Linked DNA regions of Homo sapiens: region 2 is linked to region 1. A link is a loop called in an ENCODE intact Hi-C map of the cell type or tissue named here. Cell type or tissue: Calu3. All regions are shown on one strand. Links, peaks and the distances in the headings refer to the core of each region. The heading gives the core; the rest is flanking DNA.

Region 1 (16,663 bases), core at 3,149-11,148:
GAAAATGTCCTACTAATTTGAATGTGGCTTTTTTTTTTTTAAATTAAATATTTGCTTGGTTGCTGTAGACTTTTCCTTTATTCCAGAGCTCCTATAAGACTAGTTCAGCTAGTTTCTGGTTGTTTTCTGAAGTTTTCATGGGAGAACAGAGACTGAGAACTTTTCTATCTACCATTTTGCTGCCATCACTACATTTTACCCCTTTTTAAATGAGAGCACCTAATGAAGTTATCCAATCCATGTCACACTACTGTATGTGGTGTTTTAGGGCAAAAAACTAAAACTAAAACTAAAACTTTTTAGTTTAGTGTAAACTAAAAAGTTTGCATATTAAAAATGTTGCATCAAGGAGTCTCATATACTTTCAAACTTGATGCAGATGATGAGATTTGAATTTTGAGCTGTTGCCACAATGAAATGAGACTTGAGGAGTGCATGTATTTTGCAAGTGGGAGAGATATGAAATGTTGCTGTCAGGGGATATACTATGGTAGACTATTTTCAAAGATGACCAACAAGAAATTCTCTCTCTTGTACATACATACCCCTTCTTCCATTGAGAGACAGAGTGTATTCCCCCTTCCATTGATCTAAGATGGCCTTATAACTTGCTTGGACAAATAGAGTGCTGTTCAAATGATGCTCTTGGACTACTAAGCAAAGGTCTTAGAAGGTCTTATAACTTCCATTTTTAGCCTCTAATTCAGCCATCATGTAAACAATCTTAGGTTAAGTCACTGAATTGTGATAGACTGCCTGGAGAGAAACACTGTATACAGGAGCACCAAGACACCCCAGCTGAGCCTCAGCTAAATGCAGTCACATGCATGACACTCACTACCTTGGGTGAGCAAAGAGCCACCCAGCTGAGCCCCACTAACATGAGATATTAGCCTTCCCCTGAGCCCTGACCAAATTGTGGAATCATAAGCAAACAAAATTATTGTTGCTGTTGTTGTTTTAAGCCATTATGATGTTTTTTGTGGGGGAGGGGGAGGAAGTGGTTACATAGCATAGCCACACTACTTATCTAAGACAACTATTTAATTGATTTTAATGAGTAATTTAGGTTACAAGCCATTTTATTCTGTGTAACTGACTTACAAATTACCCCTGTTTAAAATGAGACTCCTTAGATACCATGTCCTTCTTTCATTAACTTCTACATGCTAGGGAGGAAATAGCATACATTTGGGTATACTCAATTCTGGGTATTAAATTATCTGTTTTTTATAAGCTAGAGGCCCGGGTAAGTGACTTCACCTTTCTGAGCCAAGGTTTGCTGTTCTGTGAAATGAAGATAATGATTGTGACATAGATTTTTGGGAAGATGAAGGATACTATGGTGTGATATTTGGTCCATATGGAAAACATGAAGCACAATTCCTAGCACACTGTAGGCATGTAAATGGTGGTAATTAGAGGAATCCCCTCCTAAAAGAGGTGTTCTTAGATATTGATATTTTCTCAGAGCTCAAAGAAAGGAGGCTAAAAAGGCAATCTTGTAGGTGTTTAGTTAATTAATTAAATGATAACATGAGTTTAAACTTGTAAAGGAATTGGAGCAGTGCTTGTCTACATAATAATAATTAACTGAGTATAATTATTGTTGTTATTATTGTTGCTGCTGTTATTATTTGGTCAAATGACTTCACCTAACATCCCTCTGGTCACGCCTAGGAGACTTATCCGGCCTTGTTTTAGGTCCTGGTGCCTTCATGCTGGTGAACCACCTTTGGGACCCATCTCTCTCCCACAGAGAAAGCAGTAACATCACAAGTCTGTATTCTACACCAAATAGATGTATTTATTTCATTCTGACACCGTCAATGAGCCATGACTCCCCACTATCTCAGAAAATTTTGCTCTTTGGAGCAATAGAATGGCTTTATTATTATTGTCTGAACAACATAGACTTGAAGAAATACTTGATTGTTAGAACCAAAATGCTCCTAGAGATGTTCCATGTTTCCTACCTTTCTTCCTTTTTTTTTTTCTCTTTTCACTTACCTGATAACTTGCCATGTTCCAAGGAGTATCTAAAAAACAACATATTTTCCAGTTTGCTTTATATTAGTTTAGTTGTTTCTTAGGACATTTTTCAAGTGGTCAGTTCGTGGTGACATACTTTTTTTTTTTTTTTTTTGAGACAGGGTCTCACTCTGTTGCCCAGGCTGGAGTGCAGTGGCGCAATTTCATCTCACTGCAACCTCTGCCTTCTGGGTTCAAGTGATTCTCATGCCTCAGCCACCCAGGTAGCTGGGACTACAGGCATGTGCCACCATGCCTGACTAATTTTTGTATTTTAGTACAGATGGGGTTTCACCATGTTGGCCAGGCTGCTCTCGAACTCCTGGCCTCAAGTGATCTGCCCACCTTGACCCAAAGTGCTGGGATTATAGGCATGAGCCACCATGCCTAGCAATGTGATTTTCACATAGAGGGTTTCATCTACAGTCTTCGGAACTACTTTGACTTCATTTATTTGCTGTAAGGTCAGAGTTCCACGTATCTTAAATCCCCCACCAAATAGCCCTTTGCTAAGTAACCTGGACGCTGTGAGCTCAGTGGTGGCTTTAGATCCTTTGTATTTTTCAACCAAACTTCCAAGCTTACTTACAGTGCTAATTATCTAAGCTGCAAAATAAATCACCCTAATACTTTGTAACTTGAAACAACAATAATCATGTATTATCTGTCACAGTTTCTGTGGGCTAGAAATTTGGAACAGCATGGCTGGGCTGTTCTGACTTGGGATCTTTCATGAGGTTACAGTGAGATGTCAGCTGGGGCTGCAGTCATCTGAAGCTTTGACCAGGCTGGAGAATCCATTTCCAAGATGGCACACTCAGATGACTGACCATTTAGTGTTAATTGTTGGTAGAAGGTCTCAGTTGCCCTCCATGTGAGTCTTTCCACAAAGTTTATTGAGTCTCTTGACAGCGTGGTAATTGGCTTCTCTCAGAGCAAAAGATCTAAGGGAGCAAGGAAGAAACTGCAATGCCTGTTGTGATCTAGCCTGGGGAATCAAACTTCCTCCATCACTTCCCCTATATTCTGTTGGGCACTTGGCAGGCCTTCAAGGTGACTTCACAATGGAGAACATACTAGAAGATGAGGACTACTGGAGGTCATCTGGAAAGCTGACTGACACATCATCATACTTCACCAAATTTCCTAGAGTAGGTTCAAATCTAAAATTCTGACCCGCTCAGGTATTAACTACGTATCTCAGGAAAATGGTTCTCTTATACTTTGTTAAAGTACTTTTCTCCTTGAATTTCTTCAGAGCTGTTATTCTTGGTCAATGTTTCTAGAATTGACTATCTTATCTATACAACCCTTAACAACCTCTCTTATTTTAGAAAAAAAGGAAAGTAGAGAGAAAGAGAAAAAGAGGGTGGAAAGTAAGAAAAAGGGGAGGGAAAATCCTATTCAAGGTGTTTAACCTTGTTGTTAAAGTGTTCTGGAGTGCCAGTTGTCACACTGAAGGCAGTGTTTTCCAAGATTTCATTTTAAAGAATCAGGCCCATTAATAGTTTCCAAAATTACATTTCTTCTCCTACTAGTTGTATCAACTTGTTCTCTGAGTTTTTTTAAAAAATACAGGCTTTCACATGGCCTCCGTGACATGAAAAGTGGTATTTTTATAGACATGATCTTTTTGGTTCAGGTCTTCTCTGTGTATAAGAGACTATTTAGCATCTGCCATCAAATATACAGAATATGTGCCAATTAGAATTTTTGCCCGTGTCTGTCATGTAGATCTAGTGCTTTGGAAAAAATAAATATTTTTGCGTTTTAAAGCTCAGGTCTGCATTCATGCTGCTCCCCACAGTTTGGTTTTCCTTTTGCTAACCTGGCCAGTTTTTTTCTCTAAGCCATGTAGGCCTCCTCGTAAAGCACAAGGGTACTTACGCAGGATACTCTAAGAGGCAAGACTCAGGCTCTGGCATCTGAACCTGTGTGAATCATGGCTCTGCCAATTATTAACTGAAAGACCATTGGGTAAATTATTGGAAGTTTCTAAGCTTCAGTTTTCTTATCTGTAAATCGAAGATATAAATCGACAACTTTATAGGGGTGTCAGATAGACACTGGCCCTGACTGCCATCGTCGGAAACTGGTTTTGAAATTGAATCTAAAACAGCACTAGTCATTGTGTCATTGTGTGAAGTTAAATGGCGCAAGTGAAAGTGCTTTGAAAAGCTAAGACTCCTGTGACAGTGTTCTAAACACACCATATGTGTGTAGAAGAATTCAGGTAACTGCTACTCCCAGGAATAGCCACTTCGTCACACTAGTAGATTCGTTCAGTTCAAAATAGTGGAGTTAAATGTCAGCTTAAACATAATTCAGACATTTTAAAACTTTAAACTCAGTATTGAATGGAAATCAAGCTTTACTTTTTGGAGGAAATAGGTCTCTGTTTTTGGTGTCTTGACAGACACAGGGTTCTCTATGGTAGTGGGTCTTCTTTCGATGGAACACTTGTGTTAATCAAAAAAATGGCAGGGTGCATGAATCTCAACAAAATATTTTTATTTATAAAATATACCCATTTTCTATAATAATATGTACATTAAGAATATACACTAAGAATAAGAATTCCCACATTAAGTATATTGTTTTTGTAAAACAATGTCTGTCCAGCTTATTGTCCAGTTAATAAAGTTAAAGGTCCTTTAAAAGTTGTCATTGTAAATAAAACAACTTGCAAAAAAGTGTTCTGGAATAGAATTAACAAAATATGATCTCTATTCATGAGTTGGAAACTGGAAAAAGGATTCTTGAAGTAAATGTTCTGAGTGGAGTTACTAGGATGTCTTCCAGCCTCCTGCAGTCAAGGAGTACCACTGTATTGATTAGTCCGCATGTAGCAGGGCTCCCTTCATCACATCTGGGGACTTGTTTTCTTTTTCTTTAATTTCATTTTTAATCCTCTTAGCTTTAAATATACTGCCTAGAGACTCAGTTACTACCCAGTTTGTGGGTTTTTTGGGATAAATGTAACTGGACAGTTTGTTAGCTTTTCAATTAAAAAAGACACTTAGCCCATGTGGGATGTCATTTTTTATAATCAGTGTTCCCATGTGGGGAAAATTATTCACACTACTTGCAAGTAAAAAATAATTTAACTTTTAACATTAAAATATGTGGTAAAACCCAGAAAACATCCAAAACAAAAGAATATACATAAAGAATAAAATTAAAATTGTAATGTAATGAATAAATAAAAGTAGTGGTTGCTAGTTTTTCTTTGTGTATTTCAATGGATTACCTTGTCCACACTGTGAGATTTACCTGTCTCACTGTGGAGACCACTTTCTTGCATGTCCGTGTGAAGAGACTACTAAACAGGCTTTGTGTGAACAATAAAGCTTTTTAATCACCTGGGTGCAGGTGGGCTGAGTCCAAAAAGAGAGTAAGTGAAGGGAGATAGGGGTGGGGCCGTTTTATAAGATTTGGGTAGGTAAAGGAAAATTACAGTCAAAGGGGGATTGTTCTCTGGCGGGCAGGAGTGGGGGTCACAAGGTGTTCAGTAGGGGAGCTTTTGAGCCAGGATGAGCCAGGAAAAGGACTTTCACAAGACAGTGTCATCAGTTAAGGCAACGACTGGCCATTTTCACTTCTTCTGTGGTGGAATGTCATCAGTTAAGGCGGGGCAGGGCGTTTTCACTTCTTTTGTGATTCTTCGGTTACTTCAGGCCACCTAGGTGTATACGTGCAAGTCACCAGGGATGCGATGGCTTAGCTTGGGCTCAGAGGCCTGACAACCACTGCTCACTCTCAGTTGTACATGAAAAATAGTCAATTAAAACAACAATGAGATACCACTGTAGAGCTATTAGAATGGTGAAAATCTAAAATACCAGCACCACCAAATGCTGGTGACAAGGTAGAGCAAGGAGCTCTCATTCATTGCTGATGGGAATGCAAAATAGATACAGCCACTTTGGAAGATAGATCTGGCAGTTTCTCACAAAGCTAAACATACTCTTACCATTTAGTCTAGCAATCATATTTCTTAGTATTTAGACAAACAAAGTGAAAACTTACATTCACACAAAAAATCAGAACATGATTATTTATAGTAGCTTTATTCATAACTGGCAAAGCTTGGAAGCAGCCAAGGTGCCCTTCAATCGGTGAATGGATAAACAAACTGTGGTACATCCCTATAATGGAATATTATTCAGCAATAAAAAGACATGAACCACAGAAAAAAAATGGAGGAAACTTAAATGTATAAAAAGGCTGTATACTGTATGATTCTAACTATATGACATTCTGGAAAAGGCAGTAAAAAAGATCAGTGGTTGTCAGGGTTTTGGATAGTAAAGGCAGGTGGATGGAATGATAAAAAGGTTTAGCACAGCGCATTTTCTAAGCAGTGAAACCCTTCTGTATGATATAATGACGGATACATATACATTTGTCAAAACCCAGGGAAGTACATAATGCAAAGAGTGAACTCTAATGTAAACTATGAATTTTAATTAATAATAATGTATCAATATTGGCTCATCAATTAGAAAACAATGTATCACACTAATGCAAGATGTTAATAATAGGGAAATTGTGGAGGAAGAGGGAGAATATGAAAACTCTACTTTCTGTGTAATTTTTCTGTAAACTTAAAACTGATCTGACATATAAAACTTATTTAAAAGATAGACTAAAAAAAGTATAAATGGTTGTTCTGACTAGATTTTGACTTGGCTGTCTGTGTGAGAATTATTAGACACCTTGTTGAAATTCTAGTGGCCAATGTTTGGGACATGATTAGCAAAGGAAAGTGTTTTAAAACATTTTAGTCCAGGTAAAAGATTGCATTCCCTTTCTGGAAAGATGACTTTTAGGTGGGCTAAATTTGAATCTGGGCCCTAATCCTTATAGCCACATGAGCATGAGTAGCTCACGTAACTGTTGTGAGTCTCAGTTTTGTCTTCTGTAAAATGGACATAATTTCTACAATATCAAACCTCAAAAAGTTGGTGTGAGGATTATTAGAGCAAATATATGTAAAAAGATTGGTGATCAGTAGGCATGAATGAACAATCACTTTTATTGTTAGGCAAAACCAAGTAACTCTGCCTGAGAAGCCATCACTACATATTATACCTTGGCTTATGCATCCATTGAAATGAAGAATCATGATGTCTGTTAAAAATTCTCTCAATGACACTCAATTTTACTGAAGCATAGGAAATAACTGGGAACAGTAATAGTTATAAGAAATGAAATAAAATGAGGCTAATGTAAATAAAAAGGAGTTACCTACTGGCTTTTCCCAATTAATTAGCATATGCACATTCAATTATTCATACTTTAGGGAACTCATTTAGGCAATCAGGTATCCCATAAATATTCATCTTGTTTACCTACAGTGTGTCTGTCATTAGGATTGGAAATTGGCAGTGTTTTCTCAATATATTTCACAACTGGTTGCTTTGAAAAAAAATTACCTGAGACTAAATTCATATGTCATTAATGGTGCGAACAATCTGCCACATGAACGCTGAATTAACAGTGGGATGCTTCGTGCTTGTTTGTCCTCTCTTGGGTAGGGGCTCCATCACCTACTCAAAAGGCATGGATTTTCTCAGGGGGCCAGCGGATGGAACTGCAGAGGTGCGATTCTGACCTTTGGCCACTAGCATGTGCTCTTGAATAGCTTTTCATGGCAGTCAGGCCCTGGGCCCACAGGAACTGAGAGGCTACCTCTGGTTCTAATTTGTTGAAGAGGCAGAAAGAATGTGATTTATAAGTGTGAAAGCATTGTGCCACTAACTCAGACATGACCCCACATAAGTGGCTCTTCAAGATGCCAGGAATGGCCCAGGCATTTGCAGAATCGCATATATAATCAGGAGGGGCTACGGAATATGCAGGGCCAGTGCAAAATCAAAATGTGGAAATGTAGAGCCCCTCTCAGCACCCGCTGTTCAAAAATTAAGTATTTCAAGACAGTAACAGCGGGGCCTTTCTGTCTGAATGTGGGGCTCTGTGCTACTGCACATGTTAGGTTGAAGCTGGCCCTGAATGCAATACACTGTTACCTTCTCCCTAACTGCCCAGCCTCAAACAGATGACAAAACAAGGATGAATGACCTCTCCTGGCTATTAGGGAACCAAATTTTGCGTTATAGGTGCTATTTCTTGAGCACTTATTAGAGCCAGTGCTAGGCTATGATATTTTCTCTAACCCCTATGTTTCCCTTAGGCCTCCAAAATAGACGTTAGTGTCTCCATCATACAGGCAAAGAAATGGAGTTATAGAGAGAGCAAATGACTTACACAGAAGTAGTAAGTGACTGAATCAGGGTGTCCAGGTTTGTCTAACTCCAAAGCCCATGTTCTTTCCATGGGAATCATGCTATTTTGTAGGGTTGGAAGCTATGAACTTCTAAAACATAGCATATGCAGTTTTGGTGGGTAACTTTCTATTTCCAATAATTGTATTTACCTTTAAAGATTTTGCAACATTCCTCAGCTTCCTTTACCACGTTCTGCAATCTCTTCTCTCAGCAACAGGAAACACTGCAAGAACATTTTCCAGAGCAAATTACAAGTGTTGCTTCCACTTCTTGCCCTCCAGGCTGCAGACAAAAGCTCTTTTCATTGTGTCAAAGGGATACAGTCAGGCGAACAGTATAAACTAGCAGGACGATGTAGTTTCCAAAGAGGAGCCTAGTCTAAACTTTTTTGATCCACACTTGAAATAAATCAATATGGTGCAGGACGGACCATGAAAGACCCTTTGAGAAGAGAAAGGTCTTCAGAATACGGAATGGGACCAAGTCTTTCCCTAACTTTCTCACTCCCAAATTGTATAAAAAACAGGGACTATGGGGTGGGGGGAGTACCAAGGAATGGCCTCTTGTCTTGTTTAATGGGAAGGAGACAATTCCAAAATGTCCCCACCTTTGCAAAGGAAAGCTCCTTTTGTTTGAAGCTTAGCAAAGCTACTTTGGTTGCTATGAAAACAGAATCAGTACGATGGACTGTTTCAGGGTTTCAGGCTGTGCTCCTCTTGGAAGTCACAGCCCCCTTGCAGCCAACAAACAGCATGAGTGGCTCAGCTTTCCCAAAGCTGGGCTGCTCATTAGAGCCATCAGTTAACCCCCTGCCCCTGCCCATTGCCTACTTATTGTAATTAATTTTATGGCCCCTTTAAAAAAGAGAGAGAAAAGAAAAGGGAGACCTCTACATTTTATGCTACATTGCACAAGCAATTGAAAGTTGCGGGGAAAGAAGAAAAAAAAATCAAGCACCAAATGTTTAGCAGGGTTTTCTTCTCTTTTAAATGAGCAATCTATTTAAATCAATTATCAGCTCAAAATGAGCAGGCTGATCTAATTAGTCTTGGCCCCTGGTGGGTTAATGAATGAAAGGGAGGTGCCGGGTAGATGTGCGCTTTCTTTGGAGTCTTCAGAACTGACCACACTAACACTAAGCCTTTCTGGGTTGCTAAGTCTTATCAGGCAGAATTATAGAAAGACATAAAAAGAGACAGAGAGAGAGAGAGTAGAATGAGAGAATAGGGGAGAATTATTAGTTCCATCAACGGAATGACTAAGCATTGCGTGGCATATTTTCAGTCTGAGATTTACCACACAGTGATCATTACCATTTGATAAGTAGTTCAGAATTGCAAAGAAATCAATTTGTGTTTTCTTTAAGCATGTTTGAAATGGAACAACATATTGACTTCAGAAGAAAACATGCTGGTGAGGGATGACAGCTCCAGCCCTGAACCTTGGCACAAGTAACCTCCTCCCCCTTCTAGCCCCAGTCACATCTTACCCTTTATTTAATCATAATGGCCCCTGGACATTAAATATAGTTAATTAAGGAGCTAATATGAGGAAGCAGGAGTGGGAAATATGATGAACAATAAGTTTGTGAGTGCTGGACCGGAAGGTCTCAAGTTTCCCAGGATTGAAAAAATATATATCTTTTCAAGTATTCCTTGGTGCAAGGAAGTAGATATTTGCTTTTTGGGTTATGACATTTCTTACCCCAAATGTTAACTCTCTGGTAAATGTTACAAGTATTTATGGTTTGGGAATTCGATATGTGTTACTTTTTGGGGTTATTCTTTTCTAATGGAAATTACATGGGCTTTAAATTTAGGCAGTCCAGCTTTGCTGCTGAAGTGAGTGGCCTTACATGACTTTCTCCCCACCTCTGAACCTCAGTTTTTTCATCTTTAACATGGGATAACTTCATTTAGTTGTGCTGGGAATTGAGATGCTGTGCACTGAGTGGTCACTGTATACACCCTGCCTCTCCTTCTTTACTCAGAAGTGTGGACCTGAGGATGTTTTGGCAAAAGGCAGAAGTAACTTTTTTTTCTTTTTTTTCAAAATAATGCAATGAGGGTGTGAATTTTTATGTGTTGATTTTTTTTTAATTTTAATTTTTTTTGAGATGGGGTCTCACTCTGCCTCCTAGGCTGGAGTGCAGTGGTACCATCGTAGCTCACTGCCACCTTGATCTGCAGGGCTCAAATGATCCTCCTGCCTCAGCCTTCCAAGTAGTTGGGACCACAAGCATGCATCCCCATGCTAGGCTAATTTTTAAAATTTTTTGTAGACAAGGAGTCTCGCTATATTGCCCTGGCTAGTCTTGAACTCTTGAGCTCAAGTGATTCTCCTGCCTCAGCCTTCCAAAATGCTGGGATTACAGGCATAAGCCACCACGCTCAGCCTCTGTGTGGATTTTTATTTGAATCATTTCACTTTTTTAAGATCCTACTTCAAGGAATGAAAAAAACAAGTCTCAAGGAACCAAGCCCTGCCTCCAACTGAGGATGGGGAATAACAATAAACTGCCCCTGCTGTTTACTTGAGTGTAGTCAAGAGACATTTCTGGATTACAAAAATATCTATGAAAAACTGAAAAGAGCCATCATCATTATTAGGTTTTCAGGAGGCCAGTCATTGCAGGGTGGTGTTCACACTGCCTGAGCGAAGCCTGTGATGTGGGTAAAGGCCTTGAGGAGCTGGTTCAAGACATACTACCAGGTATAGAAGAACCACTCTCCGTGATTCCTCTACCCCTTCCTTTTCCTGCCCCACCAGATTGTATATTATCAGTGTCAAAGAAACTTGGGAAATATTGCATCATCTTTGAACTACAAAATTATTATGTTTCCTATGTGGCAAGATAATTCTTTGCTACCAAACAGCTATGTCTTTTAGAACATTTCTAAGAAGTCTCAGTCTTTTATTAATGAAATGACCAGAATCATTGGCCTATATGCAAATCGAAATCCCATTGTTTTATGACTTTTCATGGTTCTTTTCACCAAGCCTGATCTCAGTGAGGAGAGAAACCCTGTTTATCTATTGCCAATTGTTTTAGATTGGGAAGGCTCACAGTGGAACTACAAAACTCCTTGCTGGAGATGAAAGTGGCAAATTTTGGAAAATGAGGAAGAACTTTGCAGAATCTCATGTGAACTGGATTTTGGCTTTGTGTGACAAAGAGTGGGCGTGGGAGCATTCAGGAGCATGATAAAGGAATGCTGGAAATAATTTGCTATTTTTAGAGACAGAAAGACATAAAGAAAAAGAAAAGAAAAATCTTTTGCAGCCAGGGAATGCAAACTTTGTAGTTCATCATAGTTTCAACATGGGTTCTTACAATGATCTATTCAATTAACCTCTTGCCTGTAAGCCCCCATCTTTAAATAAGCAGGATCTGAGAACAACAATTATAACTTTGCTAACGAGAAGCTGGGTAAGTATTAAGTGTTTAAAAACCCCACTATTGGAGCCTGGTAATTTTTAAACATATAATTACCTATTTTATTATACTTTGATTAGATTAAAATTAATGCATTATTAAGTCATGATATGTTCAACCATCTAGACCTCTGTATAGACACAGATAGCAATTCCTTTTTTTCCCCTTCCCCAGGTCTAAGTTAATTAAATTCCCTTTAATTATCATTTACTAAAAAGCTTCACTTTTGCCACTATTATGTCTTTTGAACTTTGAAATTCGGGAAAAAAAAGACCTTAAAATGGTCTTTTACAGGAGAAATGAACTGTCAGCGAATTCAGGCAAAATTAATTATTTCAGCTTGATAAACCTTTTCATCTATTTGACTCCTTATACAGAAAAGCCAATTAATAATGTCAAACATGCTTTGCCTCCAGGGACCCGCAAGTTCTAATGAGTCTGTTTACTGTGGAGTGGCTAGCAGAATGAGCTTCATGTAGAAATTTTCTAATCGCGCCATACCTGTCAAGCTCAGTCTCATTATCTGTGTACCAAGGGCAAACCTCATTTTGTCAGTAGTGGTTTTCGAAGAACTAACAGATGCCTGGGGGAACATGCAGGACTGTCGGCCAGTAGACGAGTCACTTAATTACCAATCAGAGCAGCCGGGGTGAATGCCTAATGCTCCTTAGTCCCGACCTCCTCCATCCCAACTCCACGAGCCCATCTTATCAGAGACCGGAGATTGGTCCTTCTCAGCACCCAGCGCTCATCTACCACGACCCCTTTGTCCTGGGCCCTCGGAAGTGTTGATTGATGAGGCGCCTCTGGAAACAGTGATTAATCATACGCGCATTGTACCACAAGTAGGACAATCTGGGGGCTCCTGCTCCACCTGCCTGGGCGCTGATTATGGTTTGGCTGATGCGGGTGGAGCCTGCAGTGGAGGGCGTCCCCACAGCCACGCCTAACGAGACCCAGCATTCCCTACCAGCACCTTTGCGCCTCTTTGACTTGCAAGAAGCACCATCTACCGCGCAGATATTTGGCTGCAGACAGGGGCTAGCATCCTGGAAACTGTGCATACTGTAGAGCAGCGATTCTCAAACTTAGTGCACCTACACATCACCACCGGGAGACCCTGTTCAAACCAGTTCCTGATCCGTGGGTCTGAGGCCAACCTGAGATTCTGCATTTCTAACCAGCCCAGGCTTGCACTGCAGACCTGTGGACCACATACTGAAGCCAAGGTCGAGAGCAGAGATCCTGGACGAGCTGTTCAACCTTTCTGGGCCTTACATTTCCACCTCTTTAACATATTACAGAAGATTCGGTTTCTTCCTGTGGCCTTTTATCGAGCAAGCTCCCAGATGAGCACCCTGCGACCCAGGCCCTACCTGGCCTCCCATCCTCACCTCCCCTTTGCCTCAATCCCTCATTGCAGCCTCTCAGAGCTCCGGGCAGGACACATGCTGCCGGAGCCATGGTCTCTCACGTCCTCTTACACGGCCAGTTCCTTGCATTCTCTTTCAATCCTTTGCTCAGTCATCACCTCGGATAGAACACCTTTCGTGACTTGCTCTCCCCTGGTCCTAGAACAACTAAGGGGACCCTCCTTTGTGCTTTGCTGCACTTTTGTCGACCTCGCTACAGTCCAAGTTACCCTTTGCTGCAATGAACTATTTCCCCACTTACCTCTACAATTAGGTTAGAGTTTCTTGGGAGAAATTCTGTCTTCGGCTTGCTGCTCCTACCTTCACCAAGTTCCAGAATCTTCCTTCTTCTCCTGAACCCCTCTTCCTCTGTCTTAATCACAACAGGTATTATTTCTGGACTATTGCAGCAGCTTCCTCTTTATTGGTTTCTCTGATTCTAGTTTCTTTCCTGTCTAATATACCCTTAACATTGTTACCAGAATCATTACCTAAAGTTGAAATCTGCTTATGCAGACTACTGCCCCACTCCAACCTGCCCAAAGCCCTGTTGCCTTAAACTTGCTAGTTTCTTCTTCCCTGAGAAGAATTCACACCAGCTGCCAACTGTGAGTTCCAAAGATCAACATATTTCTGCAGTCGCTTGTTTGAAGAGAACTTATTTTGGCTAGGTCCAGACCCACGGCTCTTGAGGTAATTTTATAATGTTGCATTATGCCTGAAAAGGACTGAGATTTGCAAAGCAGCCTAGAGAGGCAGTCAGACTCAGGGCTTTGATGTCAATGAGTTCTGGATTCAAAATCGAAGTCTGCTATTTATAAGCAAGTCACTTATTCTTGTTCTGCCTCAATTTCTTCTTCAGTAAAATTGAGGACTAAATTCTAACTCACCTATCATGATGAGGATTAGAGAGATAAAATTTAATAAATTTCACTACTTACTGAAATAGTCTGTGAAAGAGCTTTGAAATCAGGTGAGTGACATTTATGCACAAGGCATCAGTACTTTGGCTTTGTGACTTGTTCACAAATGTTTTTCCTCTGTCCACTCTGAACACTGCAATGTCATTGAGCCATGTGCTTAAAGTCTAAAAGAAATCAGGCAGTTCACATAAAATTAGGCACTGGGCTTTCAGGAAATCAAACATAGTTAACCTCTCCTTTCATTAGCTTTATTTCTCCAGGAAAACTGTGTTTCTGGGGAAACCTCAAAGTGTGTCTGAATTAGCCAGAGCCTCCTAATTTCTTAGCCCAGGGAGCAAAAGAAAACTTGAAAATGGAGCCTGATTAATTCTGTCAACACTTTACTAGATTGCGTTCTATGCTGCCCTCCTGTTGAATATTGGGCAGAGAGATGGCTAGACGCCAAGGGACTCCTGTCCAGAGTGGATGCTTCAGCTAAGCTGGCATTATCCCATCTCTCTTAGACCTTTAAACTATTGGCCACCAGAAAATTTTCCATATTTTTTATACAATAATTATTTTTTTATTTCACATTTTCCCCTTTTAATATGTAAGTAGAAAAGGCTTGGTCCATTCTTAAAAGGTGTTGTTTTTACGTATTTATGTCAATTTGTTTACCAAAGAACACATCTCTAATTTTGTAATAATGGTCAAGAGCAAATTAAATCTTGATAAGAAAAGAAATCACAGGTTAGGCGTGGTGGCTCACACCTGTAATCCCAGCACTTTGGGAGGCTGAGGCGGGTGGATCACCTGAGGTCCAGAGCTCGAGACCAGCCTGGCCAACATGGTGAAACCCCATCTCTACTAAAAATACAAAAATTTGCCAGGTGTGGTGGTGCGCACCTGTGATCCCAGCTACTCTGGAGACTGAGGCAGGAGAATCACTTGAACCTGGGAGGTGGAGGCTGCAGTGGGCCGAGATCATGCCACTGCACTCCAGCATGAACAGAGAGAGACTCCATCTCAAAAAAAAAAAAGAAAAAAGAAAAAAGAAAAGAAAAGAAAAAAAAAGGAAAGAAATCACTTTATTGGAGAGCTGTGGTATTCTGGCCAGGAATTTTTACTGTGTTCTGTGAAGCCCTAGATTTTCAGAGAATTACCTTGAGACTGTTTCCCAGGGAAAGAATGAAGGAAGGGGTGCAGCCAAAGGTTCCCTGTCCTAATTTCAGTGACCTCTGCTTGTATTTGTTTTGTATATTGGGGATCTATTAAGATTTTGTTTGAAAAGGGGCACCATGACTTTTAAACATATTGGAAACCATTGTTCCAAAAAGGTTTGGACGACTAGGTCAAATTTCTGTGCTAATGAGGATGTTCAGACCTTGTTGCTTTAGAATCCTCAGGCCGCGTTTACTCGATGCCATATATTTGCTTATCACAGCCAGCACTGGCCATCAGTTCCTAACACAGCTTTCATCTGCACCCACCAATAGCCTTGTTACTTGATGAACTTTATCCTACACAGAAAATAAAAAGAGTCCACAGTCCATTATATTGACATTGTAATTGATAAATACCTATTGGGAAAGCTGTCCATCTGGCCTCCCTTTCTGTTATCACAAGGGAGACCAGAGAAAGAATAGAACATGTGTAGGGAAGATGGCTGGACCTTTTTATTCACACTGGAGGATGCCAAGAAAATTATTTGGAACACTGGGGCTCTGTTCCCCATGATCAGTTTGGTATTGCCAAATGCCCTTCTACATTTTAATGGAGAACCCATTTACAGTCACTCAAGCATCAGGCATCTTCAAATTGCTTCTGTAAACTTTATTTACACTTAGAACACTGGACTATCTATGCCTATGCAAGAGTGTCCCCCTTCGTATAGTAGAAAACCCACAGGTTTTAGAGTTTGACAGAACTTTAACAAATTTCACTCTACCACTTATTGGCTAGGCACTCTTAATGCCCTGTTTCTCCTTATATTTCTGGGAAAACAGAACCCTCCCCCATCTTTTTCCATCAAATGCACCTCATGATTGAGAGCCAACTTATATAGTACAGATATTTTGGGCCAATCTGAAATGCATTGGATTGTCTGATAAGAAAGAGCATTTCTAAGCAGATTTCAGTTCAATCCAGCGCAATTCCATATTCAGCTATTAAGCACACATCTTATGTCAAGCACTGCCCAAGGTACAGTGAGGGACACACACAAAGGTGAGTCAAATATACATCTTAAGTCAGAGAGATGCAGACCCCACTGGGCCAAGCTGAGGTAAGGGCTATAGTTGGAATTGCAGCTCTGGCATCATAAATGATTCTACAGGCCTTCACTAGGATTTGACTGTTTCCTCTCAATTCTATTGTTAAAATAACAAGCAAAACATATTACGTAGGTTTTTCTTAAAAAAAAACCACCTTATTACAAAGTTGATATTTTCAGCTTTTATCCCTTAAAACTAACAAATACAACCCAATACCTCATTTGGATATTGTCACTCAGACAGTATTCAAATCTGTTAGAACATTTGAGGACGAAAAGGTTGAGGAGATCACATGCTCCAGTCTCTTCCCTTTACAACA
Region 2 (16,663 bases), core at 4,475-12,474, 170 kb after region 1:
TCCCTGCCCTCTCTCTGACCACCTCGGAGATCCCAAATCGCTTTTCATCTCATGTGTCAATCACCCTCAGACCATGTCCACTTTTCATTACTAACACGCCATCACATGACCTGCTAATCTGTCACTTTCTGACAGCGGTTAGTGTGCCAATTGATTTAATTAGCAATCAATTAGCTTGTTACTATTGGAAGTAATTACCTTTTATAGAGAAAAGAGTGCAGCTGGTGAGGGCAATAAAATTGCAGTAATAAAACTGCATCTACTCCCCTCTGTACCAGCGAAGTCTCTACACTCAGGGGCTGGCCAAATTATGGGTGACATGCACATCTTTTGACTAGTCTGTAGGGATGTATTTCCCCTCCTTATTACATGCAAAGCCACTCTGTCATTGATATTCCCAAGAATTTGTATTTTCAGGGGAAGATTGGGTTAATGATTTATGCTCAGCATACACTTTTCAAAAGGCCTATGTTTTGGAGCAGGAAGAGAACTTGGAAATGCACCTAGACCCTTTTTTCCCCCCAAAAATGAAATTATTGAGGTCCAGAGAGGTTACATGATTTGCCCAAGGTCACACAGCTAGCTAGTGCTGGAGGTCTGAGGAGAGACCAGCCTCCTGATTTCTAGGCCTTGCTCTACACACCTGGAGGCGGGCTCTTTGCACCACTCCTGCACTGCAGACTGGAAGCCTCCATCTAGGACCAGCCCTGTCTGTGAGGGGAAAAAGAATAGAAATAGTCAAGAGGAAAACCTTCATGGCCTTGAAGATAAAAGACACTGGAATTTTACAGAGTCACATTTTAAAACCATATGGGGAGAAAACCAATGAGATGTGGGCATGGTGCAGTCTTGGGTGGCATAGAAGTGTAGACATTTTGGCATGGTTGCCTTTTCTTGCATACACAGACTTCCAATGTACCCTCCACTGCTCCTGACCCAGGGCTACAGTACATTTCCCACACTTTCACTATTAAATTTAACCTCCAAACTGGTCCCCAGGCGCATGATGACTCGCTACATTAGCTCCACGGTGAACAGCAGAAGCAGTAATGAGATGACTAAGGAGACCCGGATTCCATTCATCATCCTGTTTGCTCCAATATAAGTGTTCTTTTATCAGCACTATTGGTACTGATGTCATCGCAGGAGGCATAAATCACCTCACCAGTGACAGGGTCCTATTAAGGGTCACGGCCTAAAATCATTATTGACAAATTAAGGATCACACTTGGCCATTCTGTCAGCATGCCCTCAATTGGGGGTGCGGCCTGGTTCCTCGTATCTGGTCAGAAATTAAACAGTCATTTAGAGTCCTGAACAGCCATGCAAGTTAATTCGAACTCCAGCCACCTCTTCCCCCTCTCTCAACTTTGAAAATCACGCAGTAGACTTTAGCAAAACAAGGCACTCCTCAGCGAAGTCCTGTGTCCTTATCGTGAATTCTCATTCCAGCAGCAGTGCGGACGTATTACTTGGCATTACAGAGTGCATACTGCCACATCCGGCCTTGGATCCGGGGCAGGCAGCCTGGGACTTGTCAGTGATCACTGAGAATTTTCATTTGAAATTCCATCACCTTTGTCCACTGTCACCATCTAATGTGACTGCAGAGGACTCTTTTGGAGTGTGGATGAGATGGAGATGAGGCTTGAAATGGTGAGGAGTTAGTACCATCATTAAAAATATAAATTGACACCCCAAATTAAAAGAAAATGTCTTTTCCCAAAATACTTGACAAGTTTAGTGCCCTTATATTTTTTAGGATGAACACCGAGGTTGGCTCCACAGCTATCTCCAATTTCTAAACCAAAACTGGAATGTAGTCATTTAATGAATACTACTTGAGCATGGAAGTGAATTGAGCACTCCTAATCCTCAGATCCTTGGCAGGTTCTTAGTTTTCCAGGAGTCGTTTTAGGTAATATGGTCCCAAATGATGCTGAAAGATGTTTTTAAAAGGTCTGGATAAATAAAGAGCCATATCAGGTTTGTGGTTCGGAAGAGTCAATATGGTCAAGAACTCAGTTTGCTCCAAATTAACTCACAAACTTAATGTAACTTCTACCAACTTTAATGGCATATTGTCTCTGTGTGTATATGAACTTCACAAAATGATTCTGAAGTTCATATGGAAGAATAAACAAGTAAACCTATGCAGGATAACTCTATAAAGAGTGATAGAGGGCTCCTTGTCCCATCAGATTCTAAACTGTTTTACAAACCTAGAATAATCAAAACAGTGTGGCAGCAGCACCAGAATATATGGGCAAAACAATGGAAAATAAAAGGAAACACAAACATAAGATTTAGTACATAATAAGGTAGTATTTCAAATGATAGAAAAGAGATTAATGATTTGATCATTAATATTATTTTCATGATTAACATTTTGATAAATGATTGCATTAGTAATTCATACCTTATAAAAACTTAAATTCCTTAAAAATATAAGTGTAAAATATGAAGCGATAAAAGTGATAAAGGTACCCACAAGTAAAAATTTACATAATCTGGGGAAAGGGAAGGACATTCTGAACATGACTCCATAAACAAAAACCACAAAGCAATAAAACTGAAAGATTTAATTACATAATAATATAAAATAGCAAAAAATTAAAGCTAAAATCAAACCGCAACCTAAAAATACATAAAGTAGACAAAGAATAGCTACTCCAGGAGGAAACAAAAATAGGCCAAAATATAAAAAGACTATTTACTAAAAAAGAAAAATAAATAGCCAATAAATATAAAGATCTCACAAGTAACCGAGAAAATGGACTTAAAACAAAGAAAACAATTTTTAAAATACATTATCACTTATACAATTGAAAAATTTTAAAAGCAACAATGCAAATACTAGTAGATACATGAAGAATTCAGTATATTCATGTGTTACTAGTGAATATATGAATTGTTACAATATTACCAAAAAACAATTTGATGAACCACCAGTTGTTCAAAAGTACACTGTCCTTTGACCCAGCAACCCAACCGCTCAAAATTTATCCTAAGGAATACCTCAGTAAATAATGCAAAGGTGTTCTTAGCAGATTGTTCATGAAATACCATTTCAAACGTTTTAATAATTTGCAAAGAACTTAGTTTTACAAAAGTAGAGGATAAGGATGTTCTGTACAATATTCTTTATTATAAAAAAAATGGGAAGTAAACTGAAAGTTCAACAGTAGGTCCATAGTTCAATAGATTTAGATCTAATGATATGGAAAAATGTTCACAATCTTTGTGAATAAAGAACACATTGCAAAGCATAAACATATACAGTTTTGCATAAGGGAAAATATATAGGGGTGTGTGTGTGTATACACATATGTGTGTATATGTACACACACACACATATATATAAAATTAAAAACTTTGGTAGACTTTGATCTGAATATCCTCTTTAGTTTACTTCAATTTGAATATGGTTATGAGTTTGGGTATCTTATATTAAAATTTTTTCTTTCTTGAAAAGCAGTGCAAATGATAATTTTGCTTATATAGGCAATCTGCACATGGAAAGAAAATATTAACTAGCAATGTAATAAAGAAATGATTTCTTTGGGGGCCTTAAGCACAAACCTTTAAATTTGCACTGTTTCCTTGTGGAATTATTTGATCAAACTGAAATTAAAACCAAGAGATCTCACTGGCTCTGGTCAGCCTTCCCTGTTACCCCAGATAGCTGCTAGAACTTTCCAATCATCTGAAAAAGCATAAAGCAACAATTATGATAGAAACCTTGGAGGGAATACATTCATTCATTCATTCATTCACCTACTACGAATTGAGCCCCTTTGTTTATCTCAGTGTACTTCCTGGTGGGATAGGCTGTTTTTAACCTGTGCTCTACTCCAAACACACAGACATAGCAGAGACAAAGACCAGGACTGGGTACTAGGAGAGGGAGGGAAGAATACCAGAACCAAAGCTTACTGCAAAAAAGGCCCAAGGCATGGCTCCAGGAAAAATAAATCTAACCATGAGCATCAGCAACATCTGAATTTTTGAGCTGGATTTTTGTCCCATTCATCCAAGAATCTTCAAAACTTATGTACATAATATTTTTGATGCATTCGAAAAAGGAGGTACAGACTCATCTAACCAACAGAGCTGAGATTCTTCATTTAGAGGCCAAAGAGATAACTGACCCTCTGTGGCCTCTAAGTGAAGAATTCTGGCTCTGTTGGTTAGATGAGTCTGTCCATCAGAAGTAACTTCTTTTCTGAGTGGTAGTCTCACCTCCCTGCCTTGGCGAAAGGACTGGGGTCTAGATGGGGGAAGTGTCTATGGAGCAGAAACTGTTGACATGGAGTTTCTTCCCACCTTACTCCAAAGCTGATTCTGGGATCTGGAATGAGGGAGGCCCTTTGCATCGAGCAATTGAAGAAGGGAGATGGGACTGGTAAATCAGAGGTCACCCAAATTGGGCAGGAGGCCCAGCACAAATATTGATGACTAGGAGATGGAGGTTGCAAACTGGAAAGTTGGAGACAGGAAATGTGGATTAAGATAATGTGAGTATCCAGAGGGTCATTTGGGGCCAACACCTGTTGGCAGGGGTTATTGCCTTTGGCTAGTTCCTAACCTCCCTGTGTTGTGATTTCCCAAGTCCCACCTGGAATAATCTTTACTTAAATCAACTTCCTTTTCCACCACATTGATTTATTTAAAATCAAAGTTTTAATTTGTATTATTACAACAGTTAAAAACCAATCAGATTTACCATAAAGAGATGGAAGCTGTACAAGTACATACAATAAAAACCAAACGTTGATATTGAATTGCTTCCTGTTGAAGGCTCTGAACCTAGAGCTCACTATCTCTTTGTTAAGAAGAAACTTGAGCCTGCATTAGACAGGTGTTCAAGACCAGCACAAACAGAGACTTTCTCCTTGAGCTTATCAGAAGGACAGAAAGAACATTCAAAAGGGAGCCACTCTTGCTTCTCTATAGGATTCAATGGCTTTTAGCTTGTTCGTGTAACACCTAAAATCACATGTGGTGTTGACCAAAATTATCTTGTGAGTCCCCCATAATGTATCCTTCTTTCTTAGGACACACTGCGTGGAGGTTCAGGGACTGGCAGCACTCAAAGGCTGGAAGAAAGGTGCACTGAGACGCAGGGACCCATGGCACCCTGAGCCCACTCTCCATGACTGACAGCTGCAGAGGTGATGGCTGGCCCCATTTGCCCAGGGCACAAAGGCATTTGAGGGAGGACCACAAAAGATAGGCTGTGAGTGGATGTGCCCTTGTAAAATTTTGTGCAAAGCCCTCAGCTCAGAGCCCATGGGACATAGGTAGGGTGGGCTCAGTCATGTCTGCCACTGGTATCAGACTTCACTTGGAGATTTGGAGCCCCGGTTCAGTAGGGCAGGAGGAGGGTGTGGGAGCTCTGTGGCCTGAGATTTCTATCTTTACCTCTTTCCTTCACCTACACATTCCATCCTGCAGTGGGTAGCCCCGGTGAGAGGGAAAAGGGAGTGTTTGATATCATCTAATTCCAGTGGAGGGCGTGACTTACCTGGACTACAGAGCTAATTGGTGCTTCCTGCCTTGCCGAAGGACACAAGCATGTTTCCAGCAGTGCTGGTCCAGCCCCTGTTTGTGCTCCATGGGCGCCAGGTGGAGGAGCACCTCTGGTTGTCCCCTGGGAGCAGTGGCAGCCATTGACCTTGAGATGAAAGGACACAGATGGTGGCAATGCTATGATCACCCTTGGGTTTAGGGAGCTCTCTGACAACACAAAATTGCAGAGGATATTCACTTTTCTTTAAAGAAAAGGAAATGAAACCTTCATTTCCAGTTACTTAGTTTCAGTCTCAAATCCTTAGAACCGCCTTCTAAAACAACCGACCCCCACTTTGCTGCCTGCTGGGCCTGGCCCTGATCCATTCTGCTTCTAGAGGAGGCACAGAACATGGCCCATCCCTCTTATTCCAGCCACAGTTCAGGCTCCTGCCCCCAACCCATGCCCAGGATGAGCTGGGAGGGCTTGAACTGGTCATGGTCACATTCTGCCTCCATCTCCACTTCTGTGTATGGAGGGAGATGCATTATCGAAATTCCCAGGCTTTCTCCGCTCTCAAATCCTAAAAACAAAGGTGCAGAGAGAAAGAGGGAGGAAGAGAATGAGGAAAAGAAGTGGTTTCTGGAAAGGACTGAAGGAGATAAATATGAGAGGCATCGGGAAATGTGAAGTGGGAGCACGTGGCATCACACTCACCTCTCCCATGTGCTGCCATACAGGGGCTTCTTCACCAGCCTGCCCTGCTCTGTTACCAAGTACCAGAGGCCCTGGAAGCTGTCACAGCACAACTAGGGGAAGTCAGTTTGCCCTGGCTGACACTGTCCACCTCATTCAGGGCCCCTCCTGGATGCTGGATCTGCTTCTGTTCTGCTCTGAAATGTCAGTGCACACATGCACTGACTCTACTCTCTGCCCCCAAGACCCTTTTGAGGGAAGGGGCTTCACCGTTTCCACCTCTGCATCATCTGCACTTAGCACCATGCGTGGTTCCTCATGGGGGCTGAACCAATGATGAGTGAATGGATGAAGAAATGAACAGGCAGATGGTGTGAATGCATTCAGAGAATGTAGAACTGTCTCGGAGCCATGATGGCTTCAGCAAGCACTCAGGTTGATGCCATCAGAGGGCTAAACCAGAAAAACGTCCTACTCTAATTGCACCACACTGATCATTAGCCCAGAGGCACATGCATCCTTAGCAACTTAGTTGAATTCAGGACCCGACCTGCTATTTGGTCATTAGTGAAGAAGCCTGGTGCCAGGCTCATGATATCTCAGTCTTCTCTACCAGGTTTTACTGATGGCAGGAGAGAATAAGTCCTGGGGTGGTGCTCAAAGCAATTATTTTTGGGATGCTAAATTTTATTATTAAAAATTAACTCCTATTTTGCCTTATACTAAGAAAGCATGCAATAAAGAATAATATCTTATAACCCGACACCTTTTTAAGTTATTTGCATTAAGAAATAAAATTCCTCTTCAGTCCTCATTCCATTCCTTGAAGATAATGACCTATAACAGTTGCTGTATATCTTTCTCAATGGTTCCCTATGCGTGCATTGATATACATGTTTATCTTTCTTTAAAAAATAAGATGATGCTATGCATATCACTCTGCAAATTGCTTTTTTCTTTATCAATATATGGGGATCTACTTTATTTTTGTTCATGGCTATCTTGCTTTCCATTGAATGAATACACCACAGTGAATTTCTCTATTCTTCTATTAATGGACATTTATAATGTGTCCAATTTTGTGTCAGTGTTCTTTTGTTATTTTAAACAATGCTGTAGTAAACATCCGTATATACTTAACCTTATTATTTTTATAGTAATTTCTGTTTAGGAGATTCTTATATGAAATATGCTGGCTCTTAAGCATATTTTAACTGTAATAGATGTACTCAATTGTTATGCAAACAGTGTCCTAATTTATACTCTCACCAGTAAAATATGAGAGTGCACATTTCCCCACACACTCACCAGTATTCTGTGTTGTCAATTAAAATTACATTTTTTGACAATTTGGTAGGTACAAAATGTATCATCATTCTTTTAATTGCATTTAAATATTATTTAGGATATGTTCATTTTCATATACTCATTGTCTATACATATTTTATAAATTTATTGGTTATATTGTTTGCCACTTCTACTGAATTATTTGGTTTTTATTATAGGAGATCATTACATATTAGAGAAATTGACCTTTGCGTATTAAATATGTTGCAAATATTTAGTGATATCTGCTACTCAGAAGCTTTCCCTTTTATCTGGCAAATCATCACTTCTTTTCCTTTTATAATTTCTGAGGATTGTGTCTTGCTTATAAAGGCCTTCCCGGATCCCAAAACTATAGAAAACAGTGAGCGTTGTAGTCATACAATATTTTCATAGTTTTATATTTTATGTTTGTATTTTGTATCTATAATCCCTGTGGATTTTTAAAAATAGAGTGAAGTCAGAATCTAGTTTCCCTAATGGAAAAACAGCTGTTATTACATCATTTACTACATAATCTATTTTTTCCTTCACTTTTGAAATATATTTTTAAATGTGCTTTTCTCTAAATATTTGAGGAAAATTGAGTCTCGGATAGTGGTTCTCAATGTATGGTGCAGGAAATTCTGGGAGTTCCTAAGATCCATTCAGATCAAAACCATTTTCATGATAATATTAATCAACTCATTCTCATTCTTTCATGAATGTGCGCTGGGGTTTTCCAGAGGCTGTATGGCATATGTTGATGTCATTGCTCTGATGGTTAATGAAATGCGTGCTCATGTATTCCTGTGTTTCAAAATTTTCAGTTTTAATTTCTAATAGGGTACATTTTGATAGCTATAACTCACATAGCGAAAGCTCTTTGGGATTCTTAATAATTTTTAAGAGTATAAAGAGGTCCAAGACCAAAAGTTTGGGAACCATTTATCTAGGAAGAGGTAGCATGTTTGCTTGTTCGTTTTGAGATGGGGTCTCACTCTGTCGTCCAGGCTGGAGTGCAATGGCGTGATCTCGGCTTGCTGCAACCTCCGCCTCCTGGGTTCACGCAATACTCCTGCCTCACCCTCTTGAGTAGCTGGGACTACAGGTGCCTGCCACCACACCCAGCTCATTTTTGTATTTTTAGTAGAGACGGGGTTTCACCATATTGGCCAGGCTGTTCTCGAACTCCTGACCTTGTGATCTGCCCGCCTCAGCCTCCCAAAGTGCTGGGATTACAGGCGTGAGCCACTGTGCCCAGCCGGTAGCATGTTTATTCTATGGCCTTACATTTCCCCTAGCACACCTCTGCGTTGTCCCAGAGTACCCGTGCTCCACACTGAGAAATGAACAGTGAAAGAAGGGGTAAAAAGCACAGCTCCACAAGGGTTTTTGCCCTGTCCCTTGTCACCTCCTCTAATTAGTTCTATCAATTTGAACAAGTACTTTAGCCCAAAACAGCTCCTAGAATGTATTATGTCAACGTCCGCCTCTTAATTTACAATTCATCTTTTTCAGATTGAAACACAATCATTTCTGTTTCCTGAGATTTCAGGTTATTTGAATTCTAAATAAATGGGAGCTACCTTAGTCCAATTTTATTTATGGTTTTAACACATCCCATTCCTTTTTAAGAAAGACCAGGTGTATGTGGAGGTGACTTTGTTTTACTGATCAAGACATGCAGTCAAGCTCCCTGGCTGAAGGTCTATGGTCATTTATTTTCTGGCAGGTGCAGCAGTCTGCACCATGGGTTAGACGGACTGGAAGCAGCAGGGATCGGGCCCCTTGAAACTCAGCCTGGTGTCCTTGACTCATTGGCAACTTACAAGCCTGCCTCATGGCAGTCAGCCCAGCCAGCAGGGGGAGATATAATAAGACGGGAAAAGACAAAGGCCATTAGAATCTTAAAATTCAGAAGGCATCTCAAATATTGTCTAGTAACGCTTATCGTGCGAATGAATTGTCAAAAAAAAAAAAAAAAAACGCTCAACAAGCAGCTTAGCACACTTAAAGATTTTCTTTGACAGGAAGCTTACTAACTCATAAGACAACTCTCATTGTTAAACAGCTCACATTATTATCTCTGGTTAGAATGAACTTACCCTTCCTTCTCCACTCATTCTCATTAAGCCTTCCCTGACTCTTCCGCCTCCAATTTCTGTCCAGGGGGTTGGAGGCTCTCCCTTGTGCTCCTGTCACACTTTTGCTTACCTTGACTATGCATTTAGACAGAGAGTATTAGTTGCCTAGGCCTGGTGTATCAAATTGCCACAACCTGGGTAACTTACAACAACGGAAACTTGTTCACTGACAGTTCTGAAGGCCAAAAGTCCAAAATCAAGGTGTTGGCAGGGCTGTGCTCCTGCAAAAGGCTCTAAGGGAGAATCTTTCCTTGGCTTTTCCAGCTTCTCCTGGCTGCTGGCATTTTTTGTCTTCCTTGGCCACATCACTCCAATTTCTGCCTCTGTCTTCAATGGCCTTTTCTCTATTATCTCTTACAAAGACACTGGTCATCAGATTTAGCACCCACCTGGGTAATCCAGGGTGATGTCATCTCAAGATCCTTAACTTTATATCTGCAAAGATTCATCTTTCAAATAAGGTAACATTCCCAAGTTCCAAGAGTTAAGACAAGGACATATTTTGGGGGGAGCCACCACTCAATCTACTGTACAAGTGGGGGTAGCAAAATGGTCACCCTTAGGTCAAATCCAGCCTATAGATATCTGTATTTCTTTTCCTGCATGTTCTATGCATTTGGACATTTCACCTAAATATCTGGAGTTCCATCTTCTTTGGACAAATCAAAAGATCTGCAACACTGGACCTGCCTTCCCAATGGCATCCATCAGGGATCTGAGTGCACGCTACACACCCTAGGAGACATCTGTATTATCCGGTTCACCCAGTCCTTGCCATTTCCCAGACCATTTTACCCACTTGAACCTGACTTGACCCATCAGGTTCCCCTAGACATTTAACTTGTGACCTTTAATTTAGTCTCTTTTAATCTTGCGTAGTACATAATAAGATGGTATTTCAGGGGAAGATTGGGTTAGTGATTTATGCTCAGCATACATTTTTCAAAAGGCTTATGTTTCAGAGCAGGAAGAGACCCTGGAAATGCATCTAGACCTTTTTGCCCCTCAGAATGAAATTATTGAGGTCCAGAGAGGTTAAATGACTTGCCCAAGGTCACACAGCTAGCCAGTGCTGGAGGTCTGAAGAGAGATCAGTATCCTGACTTCTAGGCCTTGCTCAACATGTCTGGAGGTGGCCTCTTTGCAGCATTCCTGCACTGCAGACTGGAAGCCTCCATCTAGGACCAGCACTATCTGTAAGGAGAAAAAAATAGAAATATTCAAGAGGAAAACCTTCATGGTCTTTGTCCATGAATGGGACAAAAATCCATCTCAAAAATTCAGCAGTTGCTGATGTTCATGGTCACATTTCTTTTCCCTGGAGCCATGCCTTGGGCCTTTCTTGCAGTGACTGCGTCAGACTTTAAGTTCTCTTATTTGACTTTATATTATCAGTGTCTAGGACAGTGCCTGATACAAAGTAGCTGGTCAAAAACATGTGCTGGACTAAAGAATATAGAACTTACACTGGAGAGAAATATGCTTTCCTTTAGCTCCTATCTATAAACAGCTCTTGTCTTATATTCAGCAACAGCACATTTTCCTTATGAAAACCCTTCACATTTAAGCAATATGTAACACAGGAAGGGATACCACAGTTGCACTAGCTTTAATACTGATAAATCTCTATAAACAAAGAAAAGTGTTTTAGGTAAGATTTGGTTTATAAGTAAGAAGGGCCTGAAAAATGGTAACTAAATCAAGGTAGGGATTATTTCTCTATCATGAAAAAGAAATCTGGAGATATGCAGAACAGGAGTGTTATGATGGCACTGTTAGCTCATCAAGACGGTGGGAGGCTCTTGTCTTTTCCAGCTATCCTCAGTATGCTGCTTCCAGTTTGGTTATTATTCCTTCAGATATCGTTTCTGTGCCATTCCCTATTTTTGTTATTTCTGGGACACTAATTAAATATATATGTTAGACATTTTCAAACTGCTCTCATGTTTCTCTTATGCCGTTTTCTATATTTTCTGCAGTTTTCTCCTCATTAGTATCAGTCTGAATATTTTATCTTGACCTGTGTTCTGGTTCACAACTTCTCTTACAATATGTCTAGTCTGCTATTAATACTTTGTATGGTGTTCTTAATTTTAGTTACTTTATTTTTCAGTTTTAGAATTTCCCTTTAATACTTCTTTACATCTTTCAGTTATCTGCAAAAATTTCCCATCTTGTCATTGAATTTTTGTTGCACACTAATCACATTTACTTTAACATTTTTGCCTAACTCAAATATCTGTTCCATTTACAAATCTCTTTCTATTGTCTATTTTCTCTTGGTTTTGGCCATGTAGCCCCTTGTCTTCTGGAAGGCCTGACAAATTTTTATTGAATATTGGATATTGTATGTGAAAATGATAGAACTAATTTGAGTCCAAAATGATGATATCTTCCTCCAAAGAGGGTATACTTCTATGTCTGGCAGGCAGTTATGGTAGGGGCTCTTTACCCTATTACAACCAGGATTGAACAAATTTGAAAGCTGTGCTTCCATTTTTATAAGGACTAACTTATCTCACCACCACATCTAGAGTAGAACACTAAGGGGTTCCAACTGAAGCCTGGGGTGTTTGCCATGACCCCTCTTGCTTTATGACCTAGACTCTAATTTCTGGCTATGCCTCTCTGCCTTATAAGATTGGAAGCTCTCTTCAGCTGTCAGTATCTCAACCAATGCTTTTTGCCATTTCTCAGCCTCCAAACCACCATGCTGGAGGAGACAAATGATTTAGATGGGAGAGGGGCAGTGAATTTTCATTCCATTCCCTAAGAATCCCATGGACATGAACCTACATGGATGCAGTGGGTAAAGTGTGAAGGAGATGGGAGAGGATTCCTCAGTGAACTTCATGCCCACCATATGGGAGATGGTAGAGTTTATCAAGGACATCCTTGGCTTTTGTGGCCTTTCTCAGCACACCCAGATCACCCTGCTTAAAGCTGGCACCTTTGAAGTGCATGACCCTTTGTACTTCTCACTCTCAACTGTGGCAGAAAGTTCCAGCAGAAAGGCCAGAGATATCTGGGGCACGGTGACTCTGTACTTAGACCCTCTGACTAAGGACAGAAGCATCCCTTGCACCCCTGCCCTTTGGTTCCTTCAATCCTTGCTGCCTTGATAGCTCCCAATACCTTCAAATAGGTGTTTTGTTGTTATGGTTTGGGTGTGTCCCCACCCAAATCTCATCTTGAATTACCATGTGTTGTAGGAGGGACCTGGTGGGAGGTAATTGAATCATGGGGGCAAGCCTTTCCCATGTTGTTCTTATGATAGTGAATGAGTCTCATGAGATCTGATGGTTTTAAAAAGAGGAGTTCCCTCGCACAAGTTCTCTGTCTCTTTGCCTGCTGCCATCCATGTAAGATGTAACTTGCTCCTTCTTGCCTTCTGCCTTAATTAGGAGGCTTCCCCAGCCACATGGAACTGTAAGTCCAATTAAACTTCTTTCTTTTGTAAATTGCCCAGTCTCTTTATTAGCAGTGTGAAAATGGGCTAATACAGTACATTGGTACCAGTATAGTGGGGCACTGCTGAAAAGATATCTGAAAATGTGGAAGCAACTTTGGAACTGGGTTACAGGCAGAGGTTGGAATAGTTTGGAGGGCTTAGAAGAAGACAGGAAAATGTGGGAGAGTTTGGAACTTCCTAAAAACATGTTGAATGGCTTTGACAAAAATGTTTATAGTGATATGAACACTGAAATCCAGGCTGAGGTGGTCTCAGATGGAGATGAGGAACTTTTTGGGAACTGGAGTAAAGGTGATTCTTGCTATGTTTTAGCAAAGAGAGTGGTGGCATTTTGCCCCTGCCCTAGAGATTTGTGGAACTTTGAACTTGAGAGAGATGATTTAGGGTATCTGGTGGAAGAAATTTCTAAGCAGCAAAGCATTCAAGTGGTGACTTGGATGCTGTTAAAGGCATTCAGTTTTATAAGGGAAGAGAGCATAAAAATTTGGAAATGTTGCAGCCTGACAATGTGATAGAAAAGAAAATCCCATTTTCTGAGGGGAAATTCAAGCCAGCTGCAGGAATTTGCATACGTAATGAGGAGCTGATTGTTAATACCCAAGACAATGGAGAAAATGTCTCCAGGGCATGTCAAAGCTCTTCACAGCAGCCCCTCCCATCACAGGCCTGGAGGCCTAGGAGGAAAAAGTTGTTTCATCAGTCAGGCCCAGGGTCTTTCTGCTGTGTGCAGCCTAGGGACTTGGTGCTCTTTGTCCCAGCTGCTCCAGCCATAGTTGAAAGAGGCCAACGTAGAGCTGAGGCTGTGGCTTCAGAGGGTGCAAACCTCAAGCCTTGGCAGCTTCTCTCTGGTGTTGAGCCTTCCAGTGCACTGAAGTCAAGAATTGGGGTTTGGGAACCTCTGCCTAGATTTCAGAAGACGGATGGAAATGCCTGGAAGTCCAGGCAGAAGTTTGCTGCAGCGATGGGACTCTCATGGAGAACCTCTGCTAGGTCAGTGCAGAAGGGAAATGTGGGGTTGGAGCCTCCACACAGAGTCCCTCCTGGAGCACCAACTAGTGAAGCTGTGAGAAGAGGGCCATCATCTTCCAGACCCCAGAATGGTAGATCCTTTGACAGCTTGCACCGTGTGCCTGGAAAAGCTGCAGACACTCAATACCAGTCTGTGAAAACACCCAGGAGGGAGGCTGTACCCTGCAAAGCAAAGCCACAGGGGTGGAGCTGTCCAAGACCATGGGAACCCACCTCTTGCATCAGCATGACCTGGATGTGAGACATGGAGTCAAAGGAGATCACTTTGGAACTTTAAGATTTGACTGCCCTGCTGGATTTTAGACTTGCATGGGGCCTGTAGCCCCTTTGTTTTGGCCAATTACTCCCATTTGGAATGGCTGTTTTTATCCAATGCCTGTATTTATCCAATGCCTGTACCCCCATTGTATCTAGGAAGTAACTAACCTGCTTTTGATTTTACAGGCTCATAAGTGGAAGGGGCTTGCCTTGTCTCAGATGAGACTTTGGACTGTGGACTTTTGGGTTAATGCTGAAATGAGTTAAGACTTTGCGGGACTGTTGGGAAGGCACGATTGCTTTTGAAACGTGAGGACATGAGATTTGGAGGGTGCCAGGGGCAGAATGATATGGTTTGCTGCATCCCCATCCAAATCTTATCTTGAATTTCCACATGTTGTGGGAGGGACCCAGTGGGAGATAATTGAATCATGGGGGCAAGTCTTTCTCATGCTGTTCTCATGATAGTGAATAAGTCTCACAAGACTTGATGGTTTTAAAAAGAGGAGTTCCCTTGCACAAGCTCTCTCTCTCTTTGCCTGCTGCCGTCCATGTAAGACGTGGCTTGCTCCTCCTTGTCTTTTGCCGTGATTGTGAGGCCTTCTCAGTCACATGGAACTGTAAGTCCAATTAAACCTCTTTCTTTTGTAAATTGCCCAGTCTCAGGTATGTCTTTATCAGCAGAGTGAAAACAAACTAATACATTTGTTTTCAAAAAAAATCCCAGCTTTTGTAGTTGTTCTTAATAGGAAAACCAGTCTGTTAAAATTAGGTCCCAGTACTAAACGTGGGAACAATTTAAGTTTCAAAATCACCTTGTGATTGTAAATGGCTGCAAGTCTTCCAGCCAGTTTATGTCGAAGGCCTAAAGCAAGAGGAGGCATCAGATAATGGCCTTCTTTCCCTTTAAGGAGTCTTCAAAGAAGTACTACACAATAAGCTGCTTACATCTCATTGGCCAAAATTTAATCATGGGGCCACACTGAGAAGAAGCAGAAGCCAAGAAATGTGGTCTTTTCACTTAGTACACAGCAGTCCAGTTAAAACCAGGCTGTGCTGCCAAGGGAAAACAGGAGAATGTATACTGGGGGTAAGCAACTAACACTCACCACCAAAAGCAATGCTCTGAAAATAGTCTTTGTGGGAAATTTTGTAACTTGGGTTAGAAATAACTTAAGAGCTATAAGTATAAGGTTTTTTTGAGAGTGTGAGAGCAGGTTACAATATAAAAATTTACTACATTTATTAAAAAATGATATAAATAATGTCTGATTAGCATAACACATACAAATGCATATCAGGGCAGAAGAAGAAAAGATGGCTTTTGGTATATGTGATTACAAATTTAAATGCCTATAACCATCAGGCTGATTATTAAAATGAGTGGAATGGGTGCAGGGTAGAAAATGCTGCGTTATTTGTGCTAGTGACTGGGCAGAGCTGAGTGGGGACCATTTTCCCTCAATGAGCAGGTGCTCCCCACTTTGCCACAATCTCTAAGGTCTCAGACCATTGAAGCTGGGTCTTGATTTGACAATGGATGCAACTAATCGTGGCAGAACGAAGCCTGGACATTGAGCTGGTTTCTCAAAAAGCTATCTTTAGAGTGCTAGGAATAGTGTCTAGATGCTGGCCTGCCACCTGCTTTCTAACATTGGGCATGCTGTTTAACCTCTTTGAGCCTCATTTTCTCTACCAGAAAGGCAGAAATAATCATCATAGTAAAAACCTCACAGGATTGTGGTGAAGCTGAAATTAGAGGACAACACTCTTCCCAGCAGGCACCTGCAGCAGGTCAACAGGAGATTTGTCCTTCCTGTGCTTGATTTCATGGATGGGACAACATGGCAGGGAGAGCCCAAACACCTCCTTTTGAGGGCACTTATTGTTCGGACAAGTGACTGTCACCTGTCAGGTGGTGCCAATCATATGCAGGCTTAGGGATGGCAAACCTGGTGGTCTGGGCCCTGATAAGTCCTCTTTGTTTTACCCTCCTGCTTATGACTCCTCTTGGCTGGTTCCCAAATCTTCAGTATTAGATTGGATAATCCCACTTTTAATAATGCTCAGGATATTTGCCTCCCTCGGGGGACTGCGATCACAGCAGTGGAGGGTATTAAAATGGAGCTGAATGCCATGCGGAGCACTTACCCTTTAAGCTGTGTGTATGTGGGCACAGCGTTTTGCCTGTGTGCACACAAGGGATGTGTGTGTGTGTGTGTGTCTACGTGTGTGCATTCTCTT

The links. Hi-C counts contacts between places; a loop is a spot of excess contacts. Peaks named below come from ENCODE experiments on the same cell type or tissue, not always from the same donor. Only the 100,000 strongest peaks of a DNase experiment are listed, where the experiment ranks them.
Region 2: a loop joins it to region 1, with 2.4 times the contacts of the local background. A loop is called at or near these places in 4 of 110 quality-filtered maps.

The regions. Positions count from the first base shown.
Region 1 is chr2:118,364,037-118,380,699 of GRCh38, forward strand. No RefSeq gene overlaps it. Among named protein-coding and RNA genes, the nearest start is that of THORLNC, 190 kb to the left of the region's middle. RefSeq lists an enhancer at 5,226-5,996. In Calu3, for the core only: a CTCF peak has its summit at 7,645 (motif pointing right); DNase peaks (open chromatin) are centred at 3,965 and 7,665.
Region 2 is chr2:118,530,136-118,546,798 of GRCh38, forward strand. No RefSeq gene overlaps it. Among named protein-coding and RNA genes, the nearest start is that of LINC01956, 300 kb to the right of the region's middle. RefSeq lists an enhancer at 1-225. In Calu3, for the core only: no CTCF peak of the experiment used is centred there; a DNase peak (open chromatin) is centred at 9,356.